2 separate regions of the Homo sapiens genome follow, and region 2 is linked to region 1. The links are chromatin loops, found by intact Hi-C in ENCODE. Cell type or tissue: MCF 10A. All regions are shown on one strand. Each heading gives the region's core, and the rest is flanking DNA. Links, peaks and the distances in the headings are about the cores only.

The links. Peaks named below come from ENCODE experiments on the same cell type or tissue, not always from the same donor. Only the 100,000 strongest peaks of a DNase experiment are listed, where the experiment ranks them.
Region 2: a loop joins it to region 1, with 7 times the contacts of the local background. A loop is called at or near these places in 2 of 110 quality-filtered maps.

The regions. Positions count from the first base shown.
Region 1 is chr9:5,881,353-5,890,120 of GRCh38, reverse strand. It overlaps a transcript of BRD10 not described here. Among named protein-coding and RNA genes, the nearest start is that of MLANA, 5.2 kb to the left of the region's middle. In MCF 10A, for the core only: a CTCF peak has its summit at 3,829 (motif pointing left); a DNase peak (open chromatin) is centred at 3,810.
Region 2 is chr9:6,102,885-6,111,652 of GRCh38, reverse strand. No RefSeq gene overlaps it. Among named protein-coding and RNA genes, the nearest start is that of RANBP6, 92 kb to the right of the region's middle. RefSeq lists enhancers at 4,142-4,642, 4,845-4,894, 4,643-5,143. In MCF 10A, for the core only: a CTCF peak has its summit at 4,423 (motif pointing right); a DNase peak (open chromatin) is centred at 4,442.

The DNA of each region.
Region 1 (8,768 bases), core at 289-8,288:
TTCCCTCCCTCATCTCCATCTCAAAGGGTTGAAGAGTCTTTAGGCACAGGTCTGGAGAGCATCTAGTCCCAGACTCTCATAATCAAGAAAAGGAAATAGAAAAATCCCTGAAACCTCCTCAGCTGAGCTCCATGAGTTCTCTGTGATGCCTTTGGTGTTAACTGTCCACTGGAGATAGTGGGTTTCCATCTATGTGAAAGGGATAGATGAAATTTTCTTTTTGCAGGTAGAATATGACCTACTTAGACATCAATTAGGTTGGTGCAAAAGTAATTGCGGTGTCGGACCATGAATTTTAAATCATTATAACTAGGCTCAAACACATTTTTTTTTTCTGAGATGGAGACTCACTCTGTCGCCCAGGCTGGAGTGCAGTGGCAGGATCTCAGCTCACTACAACCTCTGCCTCCCAGGTTCAAGCAATTCTCCTGCCTCAGCCTCCTGAGTAGCTGGGACTACAGGTGCACGCCACCACACCTGGCAAATTTTTGTATTTTTAGTAGAGACAGGGTTTCACCATGTTGGCCAGGATGGTCTCGATCTCCTGACCTCATGATCCACCTGCCTCAGCCTCCCAAAGTGCTGGGATTACAGGCATGAGCCACCGCGCCCAGCCTCAAACACATCTTTATTAATCAAAATAGGAACCATTGCAATGAAGACATTTTTGCCAATGAAAAATAAGTTTGTTTATTCCTGTAGCATACACATTCATGCTTCAAGATTCGATGAACTCTTGGAAAGCATTTTCTGCATCCTGCTGGTTGTGGAAGGATTTTCCCTGCAAAAAGTTGTTAAGATGATTGAAGAAGTGGTAGTCGGTTGATGAGAGGTCAGGTGAATATGGCAGATGAGGCAAAAGTTCGTAGCCCAATTTATTCCAACTTTTGAAGCATTGGTTGTGTGACATGTGGTTAGGTGCTGTCATGGACAATTGGGCTTTTTCTGTTGATTAATGCCAGCTGCAGGTGTTGTACTATTCGGTGCAACTCATTGATTTGCTGAGCATACTTCTCAGATATAATGGTTTCACCGGGATTCAGAAAGATGTAGTGGATCAGACCAGCAGAGACCACCAAACAGTGACCATGACCTTTTTTCGGTGCAAGTTTGGCTTTGGGAAGTGCTTTGGAGCTTCTTCTCAGACCAGCCACTGAGCTGGTCATTGCCAGTTATCATATAAAATCCACTTTTCATTGTACATCACAACTCAATTGAGAAATTCTTCCTTGTTGTTGTGTAGAATAAGATAAGACAACATTTCAAAAAGACCGTTTTTTAAATTTTCACTCAGCTCATGAAGCAACCACTAAATGAGCTTTTTCACATTTCCAATTTGCTTCAAATGCTGAACAACTGTAGAATGATCGACGTTGAGTTCTTCGGCAATTTCTAGTGTAGTTGAAAGAGGATCAGCTTCGATGATTGTTCTCAACTGGTCGTTGTCAACTTCCAGTGGCCAGCTCCTCATCTTCCAGGCTCTCATCTCCTTTGCAAAACTTCTTGAACCACCACTGCCCTGTACATTCGTTAGCAGTTCCAGGGCCAAATGCATTGTCGATGTTGCAAATTGTCTCTGCTGCTTTATAACTCATTTTGAACTCGAATAAGAAAATCACTTGAATTTGCTTTTTGTCCAACATTTCCATAGTCTAAAATAAACATACAACAAAGAACAAGTGATGTCTTTAGCAAAAATACATAAAGTGAGAAATGCCCATTAAAATGATGTATAACATAACCACATTTATTTAAGAATGTATTTAATATCAAACAGCAAAGTCCGACAGTGCAAAAATCACAGTTACTTTTGCACTCACCTAATAATTGACCCCAGAGCTGATTCTACTTAACATCATGATCTATCTTGGACAGCCCAGAAGCATTTCAGTGGGACACAACAGTCACCTTTGCTCACCAGCTCTCCATAGCCATTGTGAACAAACAAAACAAAGAAAAAAAACCCCACCGGAATATGACAGTCCTAGCAGCTCAAGACTTAGATTAAATGACCTCTAAGGTCCCCTTTCCCATAATACCTGAGGACCCATTCCTTTCAGATCCTGTGATTTTTCTGGTTTCCATCGTGAGCTATGGACAAAGGCTGTCCTGTGTAAGGGCAGTACCAACCCACCAGATACTGGATAGTCACCACTGAAAATGGTAAGGGAGAAAGAAAACAAAGAAGGGTTGATCTTTATTAGGCAAGCCAGGGAGAGCCTATCTGTAAAGGAGGGAAAATTTAAACTGAGACCTAAATGGTAAGAAGCAGTCAGCCATGAAAAGATGGAGAGAGAGCATTTCAGAAAGAACAACCAGTTGGAGACCTTGAGGCAGAACAATAGACCATGACTTAGACTGAGTTCCCAGAGTGGAGGCTATCTCAGGGAATTTTGTGCAAAAATTGGGAAGGATATAAGCCCCTTGTGTCAATAGATTTGGAGAGAGCAACTCCAACCTGAATTTCAGGGTTATGCCTGAAAATCCCAGAAAGTCCTGGTGGTGAGTACTAGTCTACAAAGAGGGATGCAGTTCTGAGCTGAAAAGTCCATTGCACTGAGCTGGGTTCTATAATAGCCTGGCCCATATATGACTGGTGGCAAGACCACAGAGGAGGGAGTACTGACCTGGATCTCAGGGCAAGGTGAAGTTCCCAGGTCTCATTCAAGTTCTCTGGTGATGTGAGCTGACTTGGGGATTGAGTGTGCCCTGGCATTCTTCCAGGGTGGAGACAACAGGCAGCTGGCATCATCCCCTCCCCCAGAGGATGCTACAGGACCAGACTCAGCATGCTGGGCACACAATGGCCAGTCTGGGAACATGCTCTCCAGCTTGTTTGAGATATTTTTTGGTGGGTGGGTTGGGGGACAGTCTTGTTCTGTTGCCCAGGCAGGAATGCAGTGGTGTGATCTCGGGTCACTGCAACCTCCACCTCCTGGGTTCAAGCGATTCTCCTGCCTCAGCCTCCTGAGTAGCTGGGACCACAGGTATGCACCACCATGCCCAGCTAGTTTTTGTATTTTTAGTAGAGACAGGATTTTGCTATTTTGGCCAGGCTGGTCTCGAACTCCTGACCTCTAGTGGTCCGCCCACCTCTGCCTCCCAAAGTGCTGGGATTACAGACGCGACCCACTGCACCTGGCCCTTGTTTGTTCTTTGAGCTCAACGAGGGAGACCTGACCAGCTCTTTCACAGGCATCCCTTTGGGTCTTTGAGTGGTTTGCAGCTTCTGAGGTGCCTGGCCCTTTCAGGGCTATGTGAACAGGATAAGCTGGCGATCGCTTCTTCAAATAGGGGTTCCCTGGGCACCTCAACTTGAAAAACCTACCACATCCTGTTTCCCGGAAGCCCCCTAGAAGTTCCCTCTAACTAGGCTCTTAGTCTCTGTTTTTGAGCCGGCCTTGGGCCTCAGAGTCCACACCAAAGCCAGCCCAAGTCAGGCCCTACCTGCCTTCATTTTCAACACTTCCAAGTGGCTTCCTTTTCTCCCCTGGCAATCTAGTCCCAAACTAACAGCAGGAGCTCTAGAGTCCAAACCACTTGCACTTCATCTCTTCAGTGTGTGTGACCTTGGGCAAATCTCAAACCTCTGAAAGCCCCAGTGCACGCATCTGAAATGAAAGGGATAATAGCAGCATCTGCTTCATAGGTTCATGGTGAGAGTTAAACGAGATCCTGTTGGAAGTGCTTGGTACAGCACGTGGCACAGAATACGCCTAGCAACAATAGTGTGAACTGTTACTGTGAGGCAGCTCAGCCCCCACACCAGCCCCAGGGTTAGGATTTGTACCTGCTAGACCTTGCTGGCCACTGACTGGTTCTCTGCTGCCACCTAGTGGGCTTGGCCACCTGGCATCACAGGCCCACCTCATGAAGGGGCCAGAGATGCCTCTTTGGCATCTGCTTACAGTGCTCAGGAGCCAGAATCCTCTTGACTCATCCTGCTTGGGGCTTAGGCCCTCTTCAGTGCTCCCCACAATATTGTGAGCTTTTGATCTCTCACACACCCCGCAGAGGTATTGCTACAAACGAGGGTTGATAGCCGGCTGCTCGGGCTTCCGCTTTCGGTCCCCGCTAGCCATGCGTCCACTGTGTTCCCTTTTGGGAAGGCTACAAGCCCCTGGCTCAAAAGATTTGGGGAAAACAACTTCTACCTGAACTTCAGGGTTATGCCTGAAAATCCCAGAAAGTCCTGTTGCCCTTTCATAGGAGGAGCTGAACAAACAGAACTGGCTCTTCAGAAGGCAGAGAAGGCAAGGCCACATCCCAGTCACTACTGAGTCCTCACCCCGTAAGCCTCACAGGTGCCTTGAATCCCAGCTCTCATTATTATCTGTGAGACCTTGAGCAAGTTAATTAACCTTTCTGAGCTATTCCGTCTTCATCTGCAACATAGGAATAGGGAATAATTACAGAATTGCTGTGAGAATTAAATGAGATAACATATGGGCCGGGTGCGGTGGCTCATGCCTGTAATCTCAGCACTTTGGGAGGCCGAGGTGGGCAGATCACCTGAGGTCAGGAGTTCAAGACTAGCCTGACCAACATGGAGAAAACCCGTCTCTACTAAAAATACAAAAAAATTAGCCGGGCGTGGTGGTGCATGCCTGTAATCCCAGCTACTCAGGAGGCTGAGGTAGGAGAATCACTTCAACCTGGGAAGTGGAGGTTGCAGTGAGCTGAGATCGAGCCATTGCACTGCAGCCTGGGCAACGAGAGTGAAACTGAAAAAAAAAAAAGAGATAACATACGTCAACTCATCTAGCACAGTGCCTGGCAAGTTGTTCATTGAGAAAGGCTAGTGCTTCTGCGAATTCCCTGTGAATGTACAAACAGTTCGGAGGGGGTGCCCAGTCCTTGGGGTGAGCCTATGAACTCATGGCCATGGCTAATTGTTAATCAGCTAACAAGCGCTTGCTGTGACGTAAAGAGACCCAGGACAGAGAGGTTCTGATGGTGAGGGGATAGTGGCGAGGTAGAGAAGGGAATAGAATCGAGGCATGGCTAGGCAGGGGTCGAAAGGGGAAGCCCCAGCAGCCAGGAGGGTGGAGGAAATGGAGGACCACAGGGACTCCCTCCTCCCTCAGACACCCGAGAGCAAGAGCTGTGGCCTGCTGGCCTCGGGCTGGCCTTGAGTGTGGCTCCCTCTCAGGAAGCAGCAAAGGAGGCTTCATCAGTTCCCGGGCTCTATTAGGAAAGGGGTTCCAGGTGAACACGGGCACAGAGCTGGCTGAAGTCTTGAGAACATGGCCCAAGTCTCGCAGGTGAGCAGAGAAGAGCACTAATAAATCAGAAACGTGGTAAATCCCATGGCCATTTGTGACTAGTCACAGGAAGGTTGAGATTACAGGAACGGATTAAAATGACCTTTGGAGTGGAAAAATATTGAAGAGTCAACACCAGGGTTCACTACAATATCTAATAATGCTAGAGCCACCCCAGATTCTTGTCTAGGGTACAGTGGGGGTATTGGTACAGAAGAGGCTTGAGAGGAAGATGGGCTGTGTTTGTGTCTGGAAGGTAAGTAGGGATCACCTTCATAGGCATGAGATGAAGGCCAGTCCAGTGGAAGTTAAGTAGGCATTCACCAACCATAACTTCGGGTGAGGACGGGAAGGTGACATCCCAGTGGTTTAGGGCTCAGGGCCCCAGACCGGTCTGGTGAGCTTCAGGGAATTGTGAGTCGTTCCATATGGCTGGAGCTCCAAGTGCAAGAAAGGGAGTGGCAGGCCTGAGGCCCCGGTCCTGGGCGCCACAGGGCCTGGAATACCACGCTGAGCCTTTGGACTGATCTTGTAGGCTGTGTTGAGTCACAGAACGGTTTTAAGCAGGGAAAAAAATGGGTTGACCAGACTTGCAGTAAATCTATTTTCCCGTGTCATGAAGATATCTACCTCCCAGGTGGCCATGAGGATTACCTGTATTGTTGTGTGTGAAAACATTGTGTAAACTGTAAATCATACCAATGTGAGATCTAGAAGCAGCAGCTTATACCTGAATGGCAGGGCTCTGGATTGGTGATATGAAGGGACAAAAAGGAGAGAGACTGCGCTCTGGGTTCTGATTTTTATTTAAATGCTTGCTCCAGCATTGACTGGCCGTGTGTTTTTGGTGTGTAAGACTGTCAACATCAGTCTCTTTATCTGCAAAATGGAAACCTAATAATTCTTTCTCTCAGGGAGGGTGAGGCCTAGTGTGTCTGGCATGGAGCAAACCCTTGTGTCAGTCCAGGTTCTTTGGTTGTGAGCAACAGGAACTCTGGCTACTTAAGAAAATTAATGGGAGGTTATGAAGGTGTCCCCAAAACTATAGAAAAATATGAGCAAGCCTGTCCCTAAGAAGGAATAGGGGGTGGGTGCAGTGGCTCATGCCTGTAATCCCAGCAGTTTGAGAGGCTGAAGTGAGAGGGTTGCTTGAGTCCAGGAGTTCAAGACCAGCCTGGGCTGCATAGAGAGATAGTGAGAACCTGTCTGTACAAAAAAATAAAATTAGCCAGGCATGTTGGTGCGCACCTGTGGTCACAGGTACTCAGGAGGCTGAGGTGAGAGGATCACCTGAGCCCACAAGAATGAGGTTGTAGTGAGCTATGATTGCACCACTACACTCCAGCCTGTGTGAAAGAGCAAGACCCTGTCTCAAAAAAAAAAAAAAAAAAAAAGAAGAAGAAGGAATAGGATGAAGTTGTTTTGTGGGATACAGGTAGCAAGAATTCATGGATGACCTTCCAGGTTGCTGCCACCAGAATGAAATTAGCTTTGTTCATGTTCATCTTTGTCTGTGTACAAGTTCAGGTTCCTTGGAGAATCTTGCATCAAACTAAATAATACACAGAGAGAGGTTCTCCAAAACAAAAGATGTTTATTTAGGAATAAAGCATTGCAATGGTAATGTGCCACAGCAAACTATGTGCATATTTAGGGAAGTAAAGGAAGACAAGGGTTTTGTCTTTGTTTTTGTTTTTTTTTATACTTTAAGTTCTAGGGTACATGTGCACAGCGTGCAGCTTTGTTACATATGTATACATGTGCCATGTTGGTGTGCTGCACCCATTAACTCGTCATTTACATTAGGTATATCTCCTAATGCTATCCCTCCCCCAGCCCCCCACTCCACAACAGGCCCCGGTGTGTGATGTTCCCCTTCCTGTGTCCAAGTGTTCTCATTGTTCAATTCCCACCTGTGAGTGAGAACACGCGGTGTTTGGTTTTTTGTCCTTGTGATAGTTTACTGAGAATGATGGTTTCCAGCTTCATCCATGTCCCTACAAAGGACATGAACTCATCCTTTTTTATGGCTGCATAGTATTCCATGGTGTATATGTGCCACATATACACCTTTGGGTATATACCCAGTAATGGGATGGCTGGGTCAAATGGTATTTCTAGTTCTAGATCCTTGAGGAATCGCCACACTGAGGAAGACAAGGGTTTTTAAAGGAAAAGTGAAGAGGATTACATACTTGTCCTGAAATAATTATTTTGGGCTACAAAGATCAATAACATGGGTGACTTCAGTGTGAGACTGGACAGGCAGTAATTAGGCAGTTGTCCTTGCAGTATTTTTTGTGTAAGGTTGTGATGGCCTTTGTGCAAGGCTGTGGTTTTGCAGTCTTTTGTTATCAGGCATACAAGTATGAGAAGCCTCTTTCATTTGTCAGGGTTCAATTTGTCAGGGTTTTCTTAACATTAGTGACTCCATTTTGATTCTGACTACTTTCACACTTGTTTGGCTAGCTTGGGTCTCATGCGAAATCCTTGCTCAGGCATAAAGTGTCTAGAGGTGGGGTGTAAGGGGTGGTATTTAACACCCCATCAAGGCTAAGGCAACAGGGAAGGAGTAATTCTTCAGGAAGAATCTAGATTGCTGTCACCAAATTAAGAAGTAAGGGATCCCACAGAGACAAAGACAGAGATGCCCTCTACAACATTTGGCAAATGGTGACCATCACAGTTACACAGTACTGGGTTCGTTGAGCTAGGATTTGTCCCTGAGAAGTCTTCCTAGTCTTTGCTGTTTCCTATTAAGCACTGTGAGAAGAATGGGGTCGCACATCTAAAAATCCTGCAGGAGACTATGGAAGGTTGCCGGGAGCTCCCCGTTCATATTCTCATCCTACCACTTACTGCATGACAGTGACATCACCTGTTCATGTCTGACACAACCACTGGTTCCTGGGCTCTGTGAGAGTGGGGATTACGTCTTTCTGTATCTCCATTGCTTGGCGCAGAGCCTGCCACATGGTAGAGCCTCAGTGAACTAAACCGTCACTCAGATCTCATCTCTAGTGACTTCCTAGGAAGTAGCACCATCAGAGAAATCAGGATGATATTTCAACACTAAGAACAATTGTCTGTTTCAGTGTATTTTTCTATTTCCAATTTTGAAAGAAATCAGCCTTTCCCTACCCAGTCACCATCACCCTAAATATCATATCCTTCTTGACAGGTATCGCTCTGAAGACTTGATGAAGGTTTGCTGACAAGAAAGGGCTTACTCACTGTACACAGCCCTTCAATAACTCCTACCAAGCACGGTGTTCCAGAGGCAGAGGGCTCCTGAGGGCAACCCTGAGGGTTACCCAGGCCCCAGCACCACCTGGGAGGACATCCCTGGTCTCCAAGCCTCCCTCTTCCCTGCTTAGCATCAAAGAACTAAAGGGGTTAGGAAAGTTCTTAAAAGTGATGAGCATTTTAACTGTTAGGCTGTGGACCACCCCGTGTCTCTGGAGGCACTTTTTCCAGTCTTCCCTTCATAGCGGCCAACTCTAC
Region 2 (8,768 bases), core at 330-8,329, 220 kb before region 1:
GATTTGATTGCAATTGCATCTCTCTGATCTTAATAAAACCTACTGTGACGCTAAAGAAAAAAATCAAGTCCCTGTCTTCCAGGAACTTGCAATGTAACAGATATAATATAAACACATAGGAAATTGCTAGTGATAGACAATTGTGAGGCAAGATTCGTTTATTTTAGCTAGATCGTGTTCCTCCATGCTCCTCAATCAGAAGAACTTTGCTTCTTACACCTCCTGTGAGAAAATCGATTGTCCCCTAGAGGACATGAACATTACCCAGGGTAGGGTTAAAGAGACCTGAGCAGGCAGAGGGATCAGCAAACACATCCAAGTCCTAAAACAGCTAGGGTCAGGATAAGAGTTGCCAGATAAAATATAAGATGCCCAACTATAATAAATCTTAATTGCAGTCAAGCAGTGAATAATTTTTAGTATAAATATGTCCCCAAAATGTAACCAGGTGTCCTGTATTTTTATTTGCTAAATCTAGCCACACTGATAAAGACAAATTGTGTATAAAAGGGCCAAACTTGGAAGCCCAAATTTACTCATGAAGTTTCAGGCTAAGGGGTGCTGAACAGTAAATCAGAGACCAAGAGAAAGGCTAAAGAAGTTGAATAGACCTGGAACAGAGCAGAAAGAGTGAGTAAGGGTACCGCTGTGCACATTGTACACTGCACAACTCAAGACTACCACATGTAAAAGTAGTGGCTCTGGAGGTCTAAGACAATTATACCAACAGTGATGGAATGCTCAAGTCTTTTTCACATTGACAGAGACCACAAAGTATAATATAGAGTAAAAGCAAGATTAAAACCCACTGCCTCCCCTCTCTCCTCACCCCTGCACCCCACAATCCACTGTAACTGGGGTTTTCAGTTGATCTGCTTTGTCTAAAAGCGTAAAAGAACCAGAAAGGTTAGGTTGGGGGCAATTATTTTATGAAATATCTTTTTAAAGCAAAAGGAAATGTAGGAGTCTATAATTCCATTCTTTCTCAATTTTGAAAAACAAAGAGAAACAATAGGAACTTGATAACAATGAGTGGTGACATCTCACATTTCTATGTTTTTTATAGGAAACCTGTATTACTTTTGTAAAGAGAGAAACATAAAATGTTACCTAGCACTTCATCTGCATGAAGCCCACAAAGGAAACAGGCTGCTAGATGAATATGTAGACTTCTAGGACTTGTGGGGGAGACAGCAAAGCAACTTTCCAGAAGTGAAAAGGCCAGAGGGGCTGTGTCCTATGTGGAAGAGATGGTTTGAGGGCTCATAGGCCTGTGTCTTCATGTCTTTTAACTTCCACTGAGTCTAGGCCCAGCTAAAGGGCAAGGAAAAGAGAAGGTTTTCTTACTCTAACCATGGGGAGTAATCCAAGTAGACTTGCCTGGTGACAAGAGAGGAAAATTTCTCTGCTAAAAGAAACCAGAATAAGCAATTTATTTTTAAAAATTTGTGTTCCTAAGTATCAAATTTAACCACAAGTTCTGCAGCCCGAAGGAGCTAGCAGCTGTTAGCAATCTAGCCTCTAATCAGATCAGCTGTGATCTGATTGGTGGCATCACAGATGAAAAAGATATGATTTTCTTCAAACACTGACACATCTAAGGTTTCTTTTTAAATTTGTATGAATTTAAGGAGTACAAATGCAGTTTTGTTACATGGATATATCGTGTAGTGGTGATTTCTTGATCATTGATGATTTCAGAAAAGAAACTTTTTTTTTTGCTTGGTGTTTATTTAAATTCTTGCTTTTTAAATATGATTAACCCATCTTACATGAATTCTTACTAACCTCATTTTTGTCATCTGTTCTCTTGGGGCTACCTATCACTCCCTTACTTCTAAACAAAGTTAATGTTTTTATTTATATGATTATCTGACTCATGTCTGATCTGACACAGAACTATATTCACCATGACATCAGTGATCATATTCTGCTCCCTTTGGAATTCCCCAAAACCTAGCACAGAAAAAGTATTAGAAAAATATGTGCTGAATAAATGAAGAATGAATGAATGCTTTTATTTTTGCCAAGAGGTAGTGTAGTCTTGGAACAGGAATCAAAATCCTTCCATTGTAATCATGATTCTGACAGTGGCTAGCTAGTTACGATACCTGTGGCAAATGCATCTGAATCTGTTTTTTCACGAGTAAAGGGATAAAATAAAAGCTACCTGACAGTACTGAGTAAAAAAATGCCATATGTTGACATTGGAGACTTTCTAATGAATCTCTGTGTACGAGGTCGCATTCACTGCCCCGACTTTGGGTCAGAACTCATAAATCCCCTCCCTGTGCATGCTGTGTGTTATGTGTCTTTCCATCACAAGTGTCTACGTTCATTAAAGAGGAATAAAATACTGCATTATTTGCATTAAGCAGATGGTACAGAACCACTACTCAGAACAGTGAGAGAAGGAGCAGGAAACAAGGAGTCAGGGAAGCTAGTATTCCAACCTTAGGGCTTGAGCCCCAGCCGAAAACTCCATCTGCAAACAGCCACTGAGCCACTGAAGCAGACAAAGCTGGAAGGCTATGAGCACCATTTCCATCTCCCCTTCTCCAGCCTCAACAGCGTGAGTAGATATTGGACTGCACAGCAGCAGCTCAGGCTTTCTGAGTCTACCAGGGGTGCCCATCTTGGGGGAGATTTTGAACACTTCAAGCAAGGATTATTTGCAAAGAATATAAAAACAGAAAGAATGCAAGGAATGGTAACATAAATATCTCAAGCCAAGAGAAGTTTGTTCATTTTAAGAAAAGAACTCAAATAATACAAGGTCAGGGAACAACATGTAGCCAGGCTGTAGCTGAAAGTTATATAATCTTTATCTTGAAAGTTAGAACAAGCTTTGTCCAGGAGGGCAGGGCCATATGATAAAGTCAGTGGTGCCTGGGCCCATGGCCCATACCTTCAGTAGGAATCCATATAGGGAATATGTAAAAGGGATTCCAGACAGAGAGGTATGGGTAGCCAGGCAGCCCAGCCAGACTTTGTTGTCAGAAGATCTGGCTTCTAGGCATAGCTCTGCCACTTAGCTGTGTAACCTTAGGCTCACATCTTCACCAATTCTCATTTTCCTTAATGTGTAATGGGGATGATAATGGGACCCACTTGGGAGACTTACGAGGAAGATTAAATCATATATATAGTGCTCATCATAATCCTAGTTCATAGTAAGCTCTTAATAATTACAGATTATTACAATTACTGTAACTGTAAAACCCATGCAAATTTATGAATATCAAGATTGTTCACCTGGGCTTGGAGGCCCATGCCTGCAATCCTAGCACTTTGGCAGGAGGATTGCTTGAGCCCAGGATTTCAAGACCAGCCTAGGGAACTTGGCAAGACCCCATCTCTACAAAACATTTTTAAAAATTAGCCAGGTGTGGTGGCTGTAGTCCCAGCTACTCAAGAGGCTGAGGTGGGAGGATCAATTAAGCCCAGGTGATTTGAGTCTGCCGTGAGCTGTATTTACACCACTGCACTCCAGCCTGGGTGCCAGAGCAAGACCGTGTCTCAAAAGAGGCCGAGCATGGTGGCTCACGCCTGTAATCCCAGCACTTTGGGAGGCCGAGGTGGGCAGATCACGAGGTCAGGAGATCGAGACCATCCTGGCTAACATGGTGAAATCCCGTCTCTACTAAAAGTACAAAAAAAATTAGCTGGGCATGGTGGCAGGCTCCTGTAGTCCCAGCTACTTGGGAGGCTGAGGAAGGAAAATGGCGTGAACCCGGGAGGCAAAGCTTGCAGTAAACCGAGATCACGCCACTGCACTCCAGCCTGGGTGACAGAGCGACACTCTGTCTCAAAAATAAATAAATAAAAACAAAAGAAAGTTTTTTTAAAAACAAAAATAAGAAATATTAATTTATTTCTGTCCCTCAGTATTTGCATTTTAACAATGGGTTTTTCAAAAAAGCAAAATCATCCATGTAAGAACTACTCGTTACTCTGAGATTATGTTCTTCCTGAGTTTTGGTGGTTGAAATATTCTTTCTTTAATGAAATGCTACTGGGTACTTAATGCTATCACTAGACAAAATAAAAAGCAATCAACTCTAAGTCAGTTGCCACAAATAGAAAATTTTACCAGTCTGTGGAATACAAATGTCTTGGAGCCACTGGAGTCATGGCAAGGTGGAAAAGAAATGTTGGGTCACATTTCATCTTGTATCATCCTCCAAATACCATTACAATTTGGAACATTCTCTTAGCCTTGAATTAGGAGTTGGGAAGAAAAAGGAATGAGAGGATATCAATTCCTCAACGTGTCTTTCCTTTGCATTAGAGGTCTATTTTCAAACAAGTTTTACATTAAGTTATTGTCTCTCAGCTACCCTTCTCTATACACTTATGCAATTCAGGCCTGGGACTCAAAACATCATTTTTAGCTTTGCCAGCTGCTCCAGTTAGGCTCTGTCACTAGAGGGTGTTACAGAGGGAGACAGCCAGGCTGGAGGAGAGAGAAAGGACAGGTTCCTTTCAGTTTGTTCCCTATAGGCTTGTCAGCTTGTGGTTTCTGTAAGATCACTCCAGGAGTGCTTCTTCACCCATGCCGTTCCATAGCAGCAGCTGATTCCAATTTGCAGTTTTTGCAACTTTCGCAAAAACAGCTTCATCATGCCCCCACCTCATAGACACAAGTGAGCTATAAATAGTGCCCTGTCCTCAAAGGTTTCAGTGGCAGGCCCACAGGGCTGCTTATCCCAGCTCACAGCCAGCACAAGTTGTGGGGCCCTTTCTCAAAGTTTCTAACTTCTAATAAATCCAAGCACTTCCCTCTGCTATCCCCAGCCCCAGGAGTGGTAGCTGCTTCCTGCAGTTGCTATCTCCATGTTACTTTCATTGTTGTTTTTTTGTTTGTTTGTTTGTTAATTTAATCCTTTCAGTTACCTAGTTACCAACCATTCCTTAAAGTCTCTATGTTCAAGTAACTGGTGTAGCTTCTGTTTCCTGCTTGCACTCTGATAGAGTATATATAAATCTATTTTCAAGAAAGCTTTAATTTTTTCAAATTTGTATACTAAAGGGTTTATTTTAAGGCTTAAACAATAATTGTAGGGAAGTCTTCTAGACTACTCCAAAATAACCAATTAAAAAAATACAGCAACTTCCAGGGAACACTCAATTTATTTTGAAAATAACATTTTCAAAGTTATTCTTTGGGTGTTGAAAAGCAAATAAGTCCTATCCAACCCAAAAGAAACCTACTAGTTATTTTCCTCCAGGAAGAGAGAGAGAGAGAGAAGTTAATTTTTATTTGTATAAATTTAGGGAGTACAAGTACAATTTTGTTACATGGATATATTGAGTGGTGGTAAAGCCTGAATTTTTAGTGTATTCACTGCTAGAATAATATACATTTTACTCACTAAGTAATTTCTTACCCTATGCTTTCTTCCCACGTTCGGAATCTCCAATGTCTATCATTCCACACTGTATGTCCATGTGTACACGTTATTTATCTATTACTTAAAATTTTCTTTCTGCTTATCAGGAAGTATATTTTAAGCTGAAACATATAGGCACCAGCCTGATAAAATTTGGAGGGATGTTCATGTACACTAAAGTGTGTTTAGTCCAGAGAATTTTCTCTGCCCCAGAATTTACACACTTCATTCTCTGCTATGTTCTTATCATCACAAAGCATTTCTCTATTATTCAGTAGGCAGAAAAGTTCACACCAATGATGATCAAAGGCAGGAAATGGAGGCATAAAGGGCTAGGGCTAAAAACCAACTTTTATGAAGTACTTGCTCTGTTCCAGGTGCTATCTCATGTATCTTTTCTAGCAACCCAACATTGTAGGGATTGATATTCCCATCTCACAGATGAGCACAGTGGGACTTACAGGGATTAAATAACTTGTTCTGGGGTGTGGAATAAGCGTCAGAGCAGAGCCAGGATTCAAAACCAGCCCTGATACCTTCAAATTTTCTTATCTTTTTGATTTTTTATTTATTTTATTTTTTTTTAGAAAACACTACCTTGCATCCATAGGACCCATGAGCATAAAGGAAGGACATATGACTGCTTGCCTGTCAATTCTGGGAATGAAGTGAAATGCTGTGAACAGTTACATATTTGCTGCCTGTATTAGTCAGGGTTCTCTAGAGGGACAGAACTAATGGAATATATATATATATATATATATATAAAGGGGAGTTTATTAAGTATTAACTCATGCAGTCACAAGGTCCAACAATAGGCCATCTGTAGGCTGAGGAGAAAGGAGAGCCAGTCCCAGTTCCAAATCTGAAGAACTTGGAGTCTGATGTTTGAGGGCAGGAAGCATCCAGCATGGGAGAAAGATATAGCCTTGGGGGAGCTAGGTCAGTTTCTCTTTCCATATTTTTCTGCCTGCTTATATTCTAGCCACGCTGGCAGCTGATTAGATGGTGCCCACCCAGATTAAGGGTGGGTCTGCCTTTCCCAGCCCACCGACACAAACGTTAATCTCCTTTGGCAAAACCCTCACAGACACACTCAGGATCAATACTTTGTATCCTTCAATCCATTCAAGTTGACACTCAGTATTAACTACAACAGGCCCACACCTTGTCAACTTGAACCCTTACACATCTCCTGAGATCATACATAATCTTCAAATAAAGACAATAATAAAGTCATAATTATGCCTAACATAATACAACTATCCTTCATACAACCAGAAACACCCCAATCCCCAAACCAAATACTATTACATAAAGTTAATACTTAAATGCTGATGTGAAGTCAATAAATCTATGTCACATGATGAAGGAGAAAGGAAATAAAATGAATTTTTTTTTAGTACAAATGTATACTTGCACAAACATGTTTTTAACAAAAGAAGGAGGAAATACTCATGACAATTACAGTCCTCGTTTCTGCAGCTGGTCACGTGGTCATAGCTGATATTGATGACTACCTTCTTCTACTACCCATTCTGTATTCCCTTTGCCTTCAGCAAGCACCTCAACAGGTTGTGTTTTTTTTTACCTGGTGGAGTGACTCAAACCTTCATTCCTGAAGGGTCTGGATCATTTGTAGTCCTGCCTGGGTTAGGCTGTTGTAATTTCCCATGCTGTGTGGAATACCATGACAGTGGATAAGGCATTCCGTGAGTTCACAGATGATAGTCTTGGCAGAAGCATTGCATGCAGAATAGGCAAACCCATATCTAGAGTAAGTGTCTATTCCAGTGATGACAAACCTCTGCCCTTTCCATGATGGAAGACCTTAATCACAGGGAATGGTAATACTAAGAGATGCCCTAATGATCTCCTGTATTTCATGCATACTCTTCCTTACCTCCATTGTGAAGTAGGAGACTGATTTCATCTTGATAGCCTGGGTCAATCATCCCAGCCAACACTATAACTCCCTTCTTAGCCTGTTGACTTAAAGGTAGGAGGAGTCCAAAGTGTCCAGGTGGCAATCTTAACTTCCAGTTTAATGGAATCATTGTTTTGTCTCCTGGTGGCAGAGTTTCTCCCTCTGGAACTAAGACCTCTAGGCCAGCAGAACGTAATGTTGTGGGAACAGAAAGCTAAAATGTTGCTAGTGACTCACTAAGGGTGATCGTGAGTGGTGTCACACTTCCACACCTTGATTCCTGGACCCGTGAATCCTGGCTATGGGAGAAACAGTACCATATATTGGGCATTGATTCAGAGGATACACAGCCTTTTGGAGAACTTTGCCCTAGCCCTGCAAAGTATTGTCACCTAGTTGGCCTTGTAATTGTGACTTCAAAAGGCTTTCCCACCATTCTATCAATCCAGCTGCTTCAGGATGATGGGGAACATGGTAGGATTAGTGACTTCCATGAGCATGAGACCACTGCTGCACTTCTTTAGCCAAAAAGTGAGTGCCTTGGTCAGAGGCAATGCTATGTGGAATACCATGATGGTGGATAAGGCATTCCATGAGTCCACGGATGGTAGTCTCAGCAGAAGCATTGCATGCAAGATAGGAAATCCTATATCCAGAGTAAGTGTCTATGTCAGTGAGGACAAACCTTTGTCCTTTCCATGATGTAAGAGGTCCAATATAATCAACCTGCCACCAGGTAGCTGGCTGATCACCCCAAGGAATGGTGCCATATCGAGGGCTCGGTGTTGGTCTCTGCTGCTGGCAAATTGGGCACTCAATAGTGGCCATAGCCAGGGCAGCCTTAGGGAGTGGAATGTTGCTGAGCCCATGCATAATCTCCTTCCCTGCCACCACGGCCACTTTTTTCATGGGCCCATTGGGCGATGGTGGAGTGGCTGGGGAAAGAGGCTGAGTGGTGTCCACAGAATGGGTCATCTTATCCTCTTGATTATTAAAATCCTCCTTTGCTGAGGTCACCTGTTGGTAAGCACTCAGATGGGATACAAATATCTTCACAGTTTTTGACCACTCAAAGAGGTCCATCCACATACCTCTTCCCCAGATGTCTTCGTCACCAATTTTCCAATCATGCTGCTTCCAAGTCCCTGACCATCCAGCCAAACCATTGGCTATGGTCCATGAATCAGTATATAATCACATACCTGGCCATTTCTTCTTCCATGCAAAGTGCAAAACCAGGTGCACTGCTGGAAATTCTGCCCACTGGGAAGATTTCCCTTCACTGCTGTCCTTCAGAGATGTCCTAGAAAGGGGCTGTAATGCTGCAGCTGTCCACTTTTGGGTGGTGCCTGCATATTGTGCAGAACCATGTGTGAACCAGGCCCTAGTCTTCTCTTCCTCTGTCAACTGATCATAGGCAACTCCCCCTGAGGCTATTGGCACAGGCT